Linked DNA regions of Homo sapiens: region 2 is linked to region 1. A link is an interaction called in ENCODE POLR2A ChIA-PET data of the cell type or tissue named here. Cell type or tissue: HepG2. All regions are shown on one strand.

Evidence for each region. Peaks named below come from ENCODE experiments on the same cell type or tissue, not always from the same donor. Only the 100,000 strongest peaks of a DNase experiment are listed, where the experiment ranks them.
Region 2: POLR2A ChIA-PET joins it to region 1 with 27 read pairs; 13 of 35 experiments call an interaction of 5 or more read pairs at or near these places.

Annotation. Positions count from the first base shown.
Region 1 is chr5:173,822,245-173,827,244 of GRCh38, reverse strand. No RefSeq gene overlaps it. Among named protein-coding and RNA genes, the nearest start is that of LINC01485, 34 kb to the right of the region's middle. RefSeq lists a cis regulatory region at 4,421-4,823. In HepG2, no CTCF peak of the experiment used is centred here; DNase peaks (open chromatin) are centred at 74, 664, 2,894, 3,314 and 2 weaker places; H3K4me3 peaks cover 2,436 bases.
Region 2 is chr5:173,764,462-173,769,461 of GRCh38, reverse strand. The region is part of intron 1 of LOC124901138 (a long non-coding RNA gene); the gene reads left to right. Among named protein-coding and RNA genes, the nearest start is that of LINC01484, 21 kb to the right of the region's middle. In HepG2, no CTCF peak of the experiment used is centred here; DNase peaks (open chromatin) are centred at 1,290, 2,371, 2,861 and 4,841; H3K4me3 peaks cover 326 bases.

The sequences.
Region 1 (5,000 bases):
AATGCTTCTATCTAGAAGTGATGTACACCACTTCCCCTTATATTTCCTGGTCAGGGCAAGTCACATAGTCCAAGTTCACAGTCCATGCCCAAGTTCAAAAGATTATGTGTGCTGAAAAAGTTGTTGGTGAGCTCTAGTGTATCTACCACATAGGTGCTCTTATCAGCTTTACTTAACAGATGAAGAAACTGAAGAAGAAAATGAGGGTGAAACCATTTGCCCAAGGTCACATAGCTAGTAAGGGGTTAATGCGGAATTCAAATTTGGCCTTTGTGAATTAGGGCAGAGGTCATCAAACTCTGTAAAGGGTAGGAGAGTGAATATTTTAGGTTTTGCAAGCCATATGGTCTTCGTCACAGCTACTCAACTCTACTGTTATAGCACAAAAACAGCCACAGATGATATGTATATGAGCGGGTATGGCTATGTTCCAATAAAACTTTATTTACAGAAGTATGGGGTGGGCCAGGTTTGGCCAGTGGGCCATGGTTTGCTGACGCCTGAGTGACAGTCCTTGCTCATGACCTCAAGGTTACCTTGAACTCTGCAAATTGTGAGATAATGAACCAATGTGAGTTCTTACATCCATTTTCCACCAAATATCAGCTACAACATGACCTCCCTAGCTGCTCAGAGTTAAATGATTTCACAGACTTTAATGGGTCACTGAGCTTTCATCTAGCCAAGGTTAAGGGTAACCAGCTTCTCTTTGGGGCCTGGTTAATTATTACCGTGCAAGTTTAAAGGGAATGACAGACAGGTAATTTTCTTACTAAAAATGACAACAGGAACCATACCAAGAACCAAGCAAGCCACTCTTAAACCCCCATTAGCTGGTGGGGTCATTTCTAATGGCACATTCACCGACGGGACAATCGTTCTGCTGGCCTATGCTAACCAGCAATTGAAATCAATGGGAGGCTCTGGGCACCAAAGCGGGTTTTTTTCTGGGCCACCTAACCCAGACCTTGTTTTTCCAGCTGACACTCTGCCTGTGTCAGCTAATTCCTGCTTTGGAAAATGCATTCCAGGGCTAATAAGGACTTTAAAGTCACACTATTTTCTCACCATGTTATTAAAACCCAAACGGCTTTGCTTATTCCTAACATGACCAGGAGGTTCTCTGGCTAGCTTAGAAATTGCCCGAATGTCACAGAAGCTGGGGTTTCAATTGGGAAGACAAATCATGAGGTTTATTTATTGATTTTATTAAATTAAGAATTTGTTTTTAAATTATTCAAGTGCTGTAATAGCAAAGCAGTGAGTTAGGTGCCATAAGAGAATCACATGAAGACCACGATTGGACTAGAAGGCTGACATGTTTGAAAATCTGCAAGGCAGCGTTCACCTGCACCACTTACTTACTTGTGGTAGGAAGCTGGGCAAACCTCTTCACTTCACTGAGCCTCAGTTTCCCCACGTGTGAAATGGCAACAATGAGACCAATTTCACGGTGTTGTCATTGATGGTGGCAACGTGTAAGTGCCCCTGAGGCCATTCCTGAATTGCAGCTAGCATGGAAGCAGGAAGGTCGTAGGTCTGGCCAAGCCAGAAATAGCTGAGAACTGGCTCCGGAAAACTGGCAGAATCAAACCCAAGCTGTGCTCCCCAGTGCTAATTGGGAATTCATCAGGAGAAACAATGACCAGCCAGAATAATTAGGAGAATGAGCTAATGGAACCTGCCCACCCCAAGCTTTGTTCATCCTAGGATGGCAACCAGTCCTCCCCCAGGCTGGTCCACAGCTGTCTCGAGGGAGGAGGGCTGTGTGGGGGCAGAGGCAGAGTGTGCCTCATTTCAGCATGCCTATCTTTATCTCCACCATCAGTTCTCACGAATGCTGCGCTGAGCTCACCAGACGGGGCAGCCGGGGCCAATCATCCAAGGCTTAGGGAGACCTGTGGATGCTGGCAGCAAGGCAGGGCCATAAGATGCAGACTAGAGCCAGGCGTTTCCCGGGCCCCTGCTCCTCAGTGGTGCAGCCACAAGCAGAATTTTCAGAAGCATGGATGGGATTTCCGACTTCATCTAGACTTCACATCCGCTTTGTTCAGAAAAGAAAACTCAGGCCCGGAGACGGATAGTTAGTGATTTGCCAAAGGTCGTGTAGACATCAGTATTGCTGCCATCCCAGGAGCCAGACTCAAATCTCCTTACTGACCTGTCTATCTCAACACCCTTTAGAAAGAGAGCCACCAACACTGGAGTTGGAGAGGCTAGGGGTTTGTTTGAACAGAGAAGGGATAGTGTGAGGTCAAGGATGCAAATTTCTAAAATTCTGAGCTGGGTTAAAAGAAAAATCTTTCTCTACTGTGGTAATATCCACATTGGAACAAGGGACCCTCCTCTCATCCCTTCATCACCAGACTATATTCAAGTCACGTATCCCCACCCAGAGGGAAAGGTTAGCTGCAGATGAAGAAGATGGAGCACAAACACTATTATTGCCTGATTCACTTTGTGGAAAATTTTCTAATCCTGGCCCTGCCATTTCCTGGCTGCGTGTCCTTGGGTAAGTTACTTCTCTGCTCTGAGCTCTGATTTCCCCACCTGCCAAACTGGGGTAGTGGTAGAATTGAGAATCTTTTGTAAGCTGTAATTTGTTAGATGAATGGAAGGTTTTGACCAAGGGGATTTTACATGTAAAGCAGACTGAGGCAGAGAATTTTTAGTTCATAGCAGGTGCCCCTGTTCCCTAAAAGAAGGCAAAGAAAAATAATGCCAGGCAGCTACCCCGCAGAGCCTGGAACCTCCTTCCTGTTTTAACAACCTCCCTGTAAACAGTCCAGGGGGTGATAAAGTCTCCTTCACTGAAATTCTGTGGTAAATTGCATTCCAGGCAGACTCACCAATCATTAGCCATGCGATCTTGTTTATCCTGCCCCAGCCTGGAATTTGGCCTCTTACAAAATCCCAGCTACAAAAGGAAAACAGGTTGGACCAAAACTGCTTAGTGAGTAAAGGAAGGCTTCCAAGAGGAAGGCTGGGGGATGTTTACTAAACAGATGCCAGGCCCAGGCCCACGCACCAGACCCTGGCCTGAAAGTTCCAGCTGACCTTCCTGTTGACATTGATTTGAAAGTTTGTGGTATGATCTGGCCCCCAGAGAGGATAGCTCCCAAACTTGGGTAATTGACTAGGCTCTGCCAAAAGTCAGGTCTCCGCTGCCAGTCATGGCCACATTGCCTTCCATTTGCCCAATGGAGGGATTAACATTTGTCGGGTACCTTGTATGGGGTGGGGATTGTGCAGTTCTCATCATTTCCCTCAGAAGTTTTGACAGAAGCATAACTTGAGTCTCTTCTGATCTATTGAGTCATTTGCCCAAGGTCATAGGGCCGGGAGGGTGAAATAGACAGGGGTGGCTGCTGTTTGTGTCGGCCGACACATTTCCTCCCCTCTCCACTTCTTAGGATAGCAGACCAAGATAGCCTGTCCACAGAGGCTGGGTGCAAGACCCAGGCTGATCCAATCCTAAGACCATATCCTCCTGGCAAAATCAGAGAGGAGCGTGCGACCAAGATGGGCCATTCAGATGCTGTTTCAAACATTTAACGTATGTAACTACATTTATGCCTCACGCAATGGACTGAATATTTCTGTCTCCCCAGATTTGTATGTTAAAATCCTAACCTCCAATGTGGTGATATTTGGAGATGGGTCCTTTGGGAGACAACTGAGTCATGAGAGTGGATCCCTCATGGAAGAGATTAGTGCCCTTATAAGAGGGACTCCAGAGAGCTCTCTTTCCTCTTTCCACCCTGCAATGACACAATAACAATCTGCAGCCTGCAGCAGGGCCCTGGAGCCAAACCATGCTGGCACCCTGACCTCAGGCTCCCAACCTCCAGAACTGTGAGAAATAAAGTTCTCTGGTTTATGGTACCTATTAGGTTGGTACAAAAGTAATTGCAGTTTTTGCCATTAGTTGTTTTTTTTGTTTGTTTGTGTGTTTGGTTTGTTTTGTTTTTCTTTTTTTTTTTTTTTTGTGAGATGGAGTCTCGCTCTGTCACCCAGGCTGGAGTGCAGTGGCATGATCTCGGCTCACTGCAAGCTCCGCCTCCTGGGTTCATGCCATTCTCCTGCCTCAGCCTCCCGAGTAGCTGGGACCACAGGCACCTGCCACCACGCCTGGCTAATTTTTCGTATTTTTAGTAGAGACGGGGTTTCACCGTGTTAGCCAGGATGGTCTCGATCTCCTGACCTCATGATCCGCCCACCTCGGCCTCCCAGAGTGCTGGGATTACAGGCGTGAGCCACTGCACCCTGCTTGCCATTAGTTTCAATCACAAGAACTGTAATTACTTTTGCATCAACCGTATAGTTATTGCAGCCCAAACTAAGATACCTCTTAGCAACCCAATGATATAGATCCTTACTGTACAGACAAACAGAGTTGTTATGTAACTTACTGGAGCTCACACAGCTAGTTAGTGGGAAGGCTAAGATTCAAACTCCAGAGCCCACACTCTTAGCCACTAGGCTAGCCTGAGCCTAGTGACTGTCCTCTTTCTGTTCCACCACAAAGCTTCTTGTGGCTTTGTTTTTCGTGAGAACGTCTAGTCCCTCCCCAACTCTGCTTTGAGGTGTTATTTAAACAATGTAATCGGGCCAATCTGCTTCTCATAATGCCTGACTCATTCTCTGTCTTCTACAGTGTCAAGTCCAAGTAGCATGTCTACTGTTGGGTCTGTGCTGCCTCCCCTCAATGGCTCACCCACACCCCCACACACATACACACCCACACACACACACCTGCTGACAGATCAGGCCACTGATGATTTCTGGAAAATGTCAGCTTCCTAGGGTGGCATCGTCCATACATATAATGCAAGTCACGTATGTAATTTTACATTTTCTAGCAGCTACATTAAAAAAGTAAAAAGAGGCCAGGCGCACCTGTAATCCTAGCACTTTGGGAGGCTGCGGCAGGCGGATCACGAGGTCAGGAGTTCGAGACCAGCCTGACCAACATGGTGAAACCTCATCTCTACTAAAAA
Region 2 (5,000 bases), 58 kb after region 1:
AGTTGGGACAGGGCTGAACTGAGCAGTGGTATTTGAGGAAGCGATGGGAGATTAGTCGCATGAGATAGAATGAGGCAAAGTAATCTGGTGGCCAACCAGCGTCAGGGCTGAGGGAGAGCAGAGAGGTGGGAATGGTGCTCAGGTTTCTGTCTTGCTCAACGAAATAAACCTTTAATCCTTTACTTTTACACAAGGGGTTGGCAAACTTTTTCTATAAAGAGCCAGATGGAAAATACTTTAGGCTTTTCAAGCTCTGTGGTCTCTGTCATAGCGACTCCACACTGCCATTTTATTGCTAAAGCAGCCACAGACAACACATAAATGAACTGTGTTCTAACAAAACTTTATTTAACAAAACAGGCAAGGGGCCAGATTTGGCCCTAGGGCTGTCATTTGTTGACCCCTGTACTATACCATGAGGTAAGCAAAGTGCCAAGTAGACTGCCAACTAGGTGTGCCAGGTTGCTATTAAGTGAGAGAAAGGCAAGAACCCTTCTCAGACACAGAGGAACTATCTATCTCTCCTTGAGGGTGCTTCATGATCATAAAAAGATCCATCTGAAATTGTAGAGTAATTCCAACATCTAGCCCTGGGAAACCAGCTCTGGCAGGATGGAGGCAGGGTGTCTAGCCAGACGCTCAGTCTCTGTTACAGTCAGAGTGGAGGTCCTGGTCTGATACTACCATTGGGTACAAATGCAACACAATAGTAACACTAGCAAAACTTCATTAAATATTCTTTCTACACCAGCAACTGATCTCATTTAATTCCAACAAAAACCAGCAGGGCAAGTAGGTACTATTACACATCCCCGTTTTACAGATGATTAGACTGAGGCCCAAAGAGGCTCAATACCTCACCCACATCATATGGCTAGCAAGTGGCAGAACTGAGGCTTGCAACTCAGGCAGTCCAATCCCAGAGCCTGACTTGCCAACCACTCTCCAAAACGGAGGCCGTCAAGCCACATGGATGCCCACTGCCATCACGGCAAACCCACATGCTAGACCTGACACTCAGGCTGAAGCTACTCAAGGACTTGGGAACCTTTTGTCCTCTGGCCTGCGTGGTGCAGTTGTTGAAAACAAGCAGATGCAGGGAGACAGACCCATCTGCTTCAAAACCAACATCAGCAGCCACAGAGGAGGCACAGCTCTCTGAAATCTCTTCTATTAAGCCAAATGGTTGTCAGAATTAGTTCGGATGAACTGAATATATTTATATGTGAAGGTATTGCTGGAGGGTGTGGGGGCAGAAAACGAATGATCTCTGTGTGCTTGCTCTGCAAACATCCACCGAGGACTGCTGGATACCCTGTCCCTGACCTCCTGGAGGGCACCCTCTGGGAGGCGGCCAGGCACAGAAGCAGACGGTTCAAATGCCCTGGACGTCATGCACAGTGGGGTGAATGCAGGGTGCACTGGGGACACAGAGCAGGGATATCTGCCTTAGCCTGGGCACAGGAACCTGGATCCAAGCCCAGATTGGCTGAAGGGTCGAGTGGCAGCCAAGGATATTCCAGGCAGGGGGAACAGCATCTTCAAAGACAAGGGGGATTTGAGGTTTTGCTGAAGGTGAAGACGTCATGTAGAAAGGATCCAGTTGGAGAGACTGGGGACAGGTACTAGGGAAGTCTGCCACCCAGCCAGCTGGCCTGGACCACTGTAGGCCAGAGGCCACCTTGTTCTCAGCTCCTCTCTGCAACTAGAACAGCCTCTGAGTTCTAGATGAAACGCAAGGTGCTTGCCAAGAATGCGGTAATGCCAAGAACACTCTGCTGAGGTTGCATCTTGAAATAGTAAAAACGAGAGATAGTAAATCACTGCTGTCACACTATGCATTCATTATACCTGCGCTTGCAGAGGTTTAATTTGCTACACTCACTGAAAGTGTGAAAGTGGGCAGACATTAATATTGCTGTCAGCCCCTTTGTAGTATTAAAAATGTTAACAGCTCCCGTTTTAGGGGCCCTCACATTGGCCAGCACATTGCCTTAGTGCTTTATATATGATGCTATCCTATTTAACAGAGGGACAATCTGAGGCTCAGAGAGGTCCAGGAACTTGCTCAGTGTCGTATGTTGAGGAAAGGAAGAAGTCAGGGCCCAAACCCACATCTCCCTGACATCTGCGCCCAGGGTCCTCCCTCTGGGCCCCCTTGCCTTGACATCCTATGATTTAAGGACTTTGTGGATTTCTGAAAACGTTTTCATCTATTGTTATATTTGCCCCTCCAAGGAACCTTCTCATAAGGTAAGGAATCTTGGCTCAGAGAGCTAAACTGTCTTCTCCAAGGTCACACAGCTTTTGAAGGGGCAGACTGGAGACTTGAACCGAGCTCTCACCACTGCAAAGCCAAAGCTGTCTCTTTACCATGGCTCCCAAGTTCACAGCAAAGAAAATGGACAGCTAACATTCCATGCAGCTATGATTTTTTTTTTTGTTCTTTTTTTTTTGAGACAGTCTTGCTCTGTCGCCCAGGCTGGAGTGCAGTGGCGCTATCTCGGCTCACTGCAAGCTCCGCCTCCCGGGGTCACACCGTTCTCCTGCCTCAGCCTCCCGAGTAGCTGGGACTACAGGCGCCCGCCACTACGCCCAGCTAATTTTTTTTGTATTTTTAGTAGAGACGGGGTTTCACCGTTTTAGCCAGGATGGTCTCGATCTCATGACCTCGTGATCTGCCCGCCTCGGCCTCCCAAAGTGCTGGGATTACAGGCATGAGCCACCCGGCCGCAGCTATGATTCTTTAAAAAAAAAAAACCCACACTCGTGTTCTCTTGATCTTTGGCAGGTATTCGTTAAGCAATCAAAAGACAAATACCTAGGAGAGCGGAATGTGCAGGTCACAGCCAGAATGACATCATAAGGAGCAGACTGTGCCAAGTACATTTCATTTCCTCTGACAGGATGGCAGGCTGGGAGATAAAGCCCAAGCCACTGACGTTGTCAGTTCCCTTTGTTCTGAAGGACAAGCTAGATCAGCTCCACAGAAACGACTGAGGACAGAAAAGGAGACAAGTCATGCCACACACCCACAGAGGCACACCCACATAGACCTTCACAGACACACCAACACACACTCACAGGCACAGAGAGACACGCAGACAGGTAGACACACTGAAAGACATATCAAAAGGCACACGTGTATAGAAACACACAAAACACCCACACATCCCCAGAGACACACGTGCAGACTCACAGATACACACACACAAATACACACACACAGTCATGCAAACACACCTGCCTCTCTTCCATGTGTAGTCATGCAAATACACAGACAGGCGCATATACACAGACATTTTACACACTCACAGAAATGGGTGCAGACACACACACACACACAGACACACATACATGCATATATCCACATCACCCCTTGCTGCCTACTCAAACCCCCTCCTCAGTAGTCCCGGAATTATATTCTTCCCACATTGGAGACTTGGGAAAAGGAATACCTCTGGTATTTGTGCATTTTCTTGCCCCTTTCTTGCCTGATGTCTTTATCTCAAAGCTTTGGCAGTCAGCGAGGGAGGAGCTGCCTATACTACTTATTTGTAGTTTTTTGAATGTCTGTCTCCCTTGCCAGCCTGGGAGCCTAGCACAGTGTCTGTCAAGCACGTAGTAGGTGCTCAGCAAATATCTGTGAAATGAATGAATCAAACAAGTCTATATCCTTGGTGTTTAGCACAAGACTTGGCGCAAAATATGTGCTCAACTGAAGTGTGTCAAAAAAAGTAATACATGATTACGTATTATGTATGATTATGAACCACGTTCTGTTATATGCCAGGCACCTCTATGACTTCATTTTATCCTCTCCAGACCAAGAAATAGACACCAATTTCTAGACTAGGAAAATGAGACCCAAGGAAGTTAAATAAGTTACCCAAGTTTCCCAGATTCCTGGGGAAGCCATTCAAAGCCAGGCCTCTGATTGCTAAACTGACACTCAAAACAACAACTGTAGACTCTACGAAGAAATGGATGAATGAATTTTTCCCTGTGTGACACAACTCAGTGATGACCTCCACAGCCGGCTGTGACTTATCCAGGTGTGAGGTAACTCTGGAGAATGAACCGTCACGTTGTCTTCAATCCCAGGGTGACGGCTCAGTCTCCAGCCTCTGTCTGGAACCTTCCATGGGATTGTATTTTGAACATATTACATTACATTTACAGATACATATAGTGGATATCCATAGATCTATATCTATATATAGATATAGATATCCAAAAGCTGCTGATGTTTGCATTTCTGCGTGCTTCCTCTCAGCTTACACACACGCACACGCACAAAGCACATATATATTATATATATGTTTGTGTATTATATTACTATATATCTGAACATTTGTCGTTTGAGGCCCATTCTAGCCCCAGATGTTTTTCTTCTATGTTTGTGTAAACCACACAGCCCCACCCAGAATCTGTCAAATATTTTCATTTCCTTTGCCTTGGTACAATCCGTGGGTTTAAAACTCAACCAACCTGTAGGCCAATTAAGCTACTTTGCATAACAGCTGCTTTTGGCAGTGATGGATGGTGCCTGGTTGAGCATCTTGCGAATCCCGAAAGGCTCCTACCTCTGTATTATCTGCATGCCTGAGACCTGCTCAGATTCCCCTCTTTGGCCCCCTCACCCCCACAGTTTCCCTGAAAAAAGGAGGGCTGTGCAGAGAACCTTTGCCTCTGTCTGGGACAGGCAGAATATGGATAGAGACACAGAGCACAGAGGTCAGACTCTTTCCCCACAAAGGAAAATAAAAATGTCCGGCGGTAGTGGCCTCCTGGTAGGCAGGGGGCCAGGGCAGGCGGTGGTGACTCATCAACACCAGGCGGCCTGACTCAAGGCAGAGCAAGAGAGTGTCTCCGGCTCCTGTAATGAGCTCCACACTTACTCATAGCTTTGCCAGGCTAAGCACGGAGACATCTGAGGGCAAGGGAGGCTCTATTTCTGATAGCTTGACCCCAAAGATGACGTAGGTTGTTGTCTATCA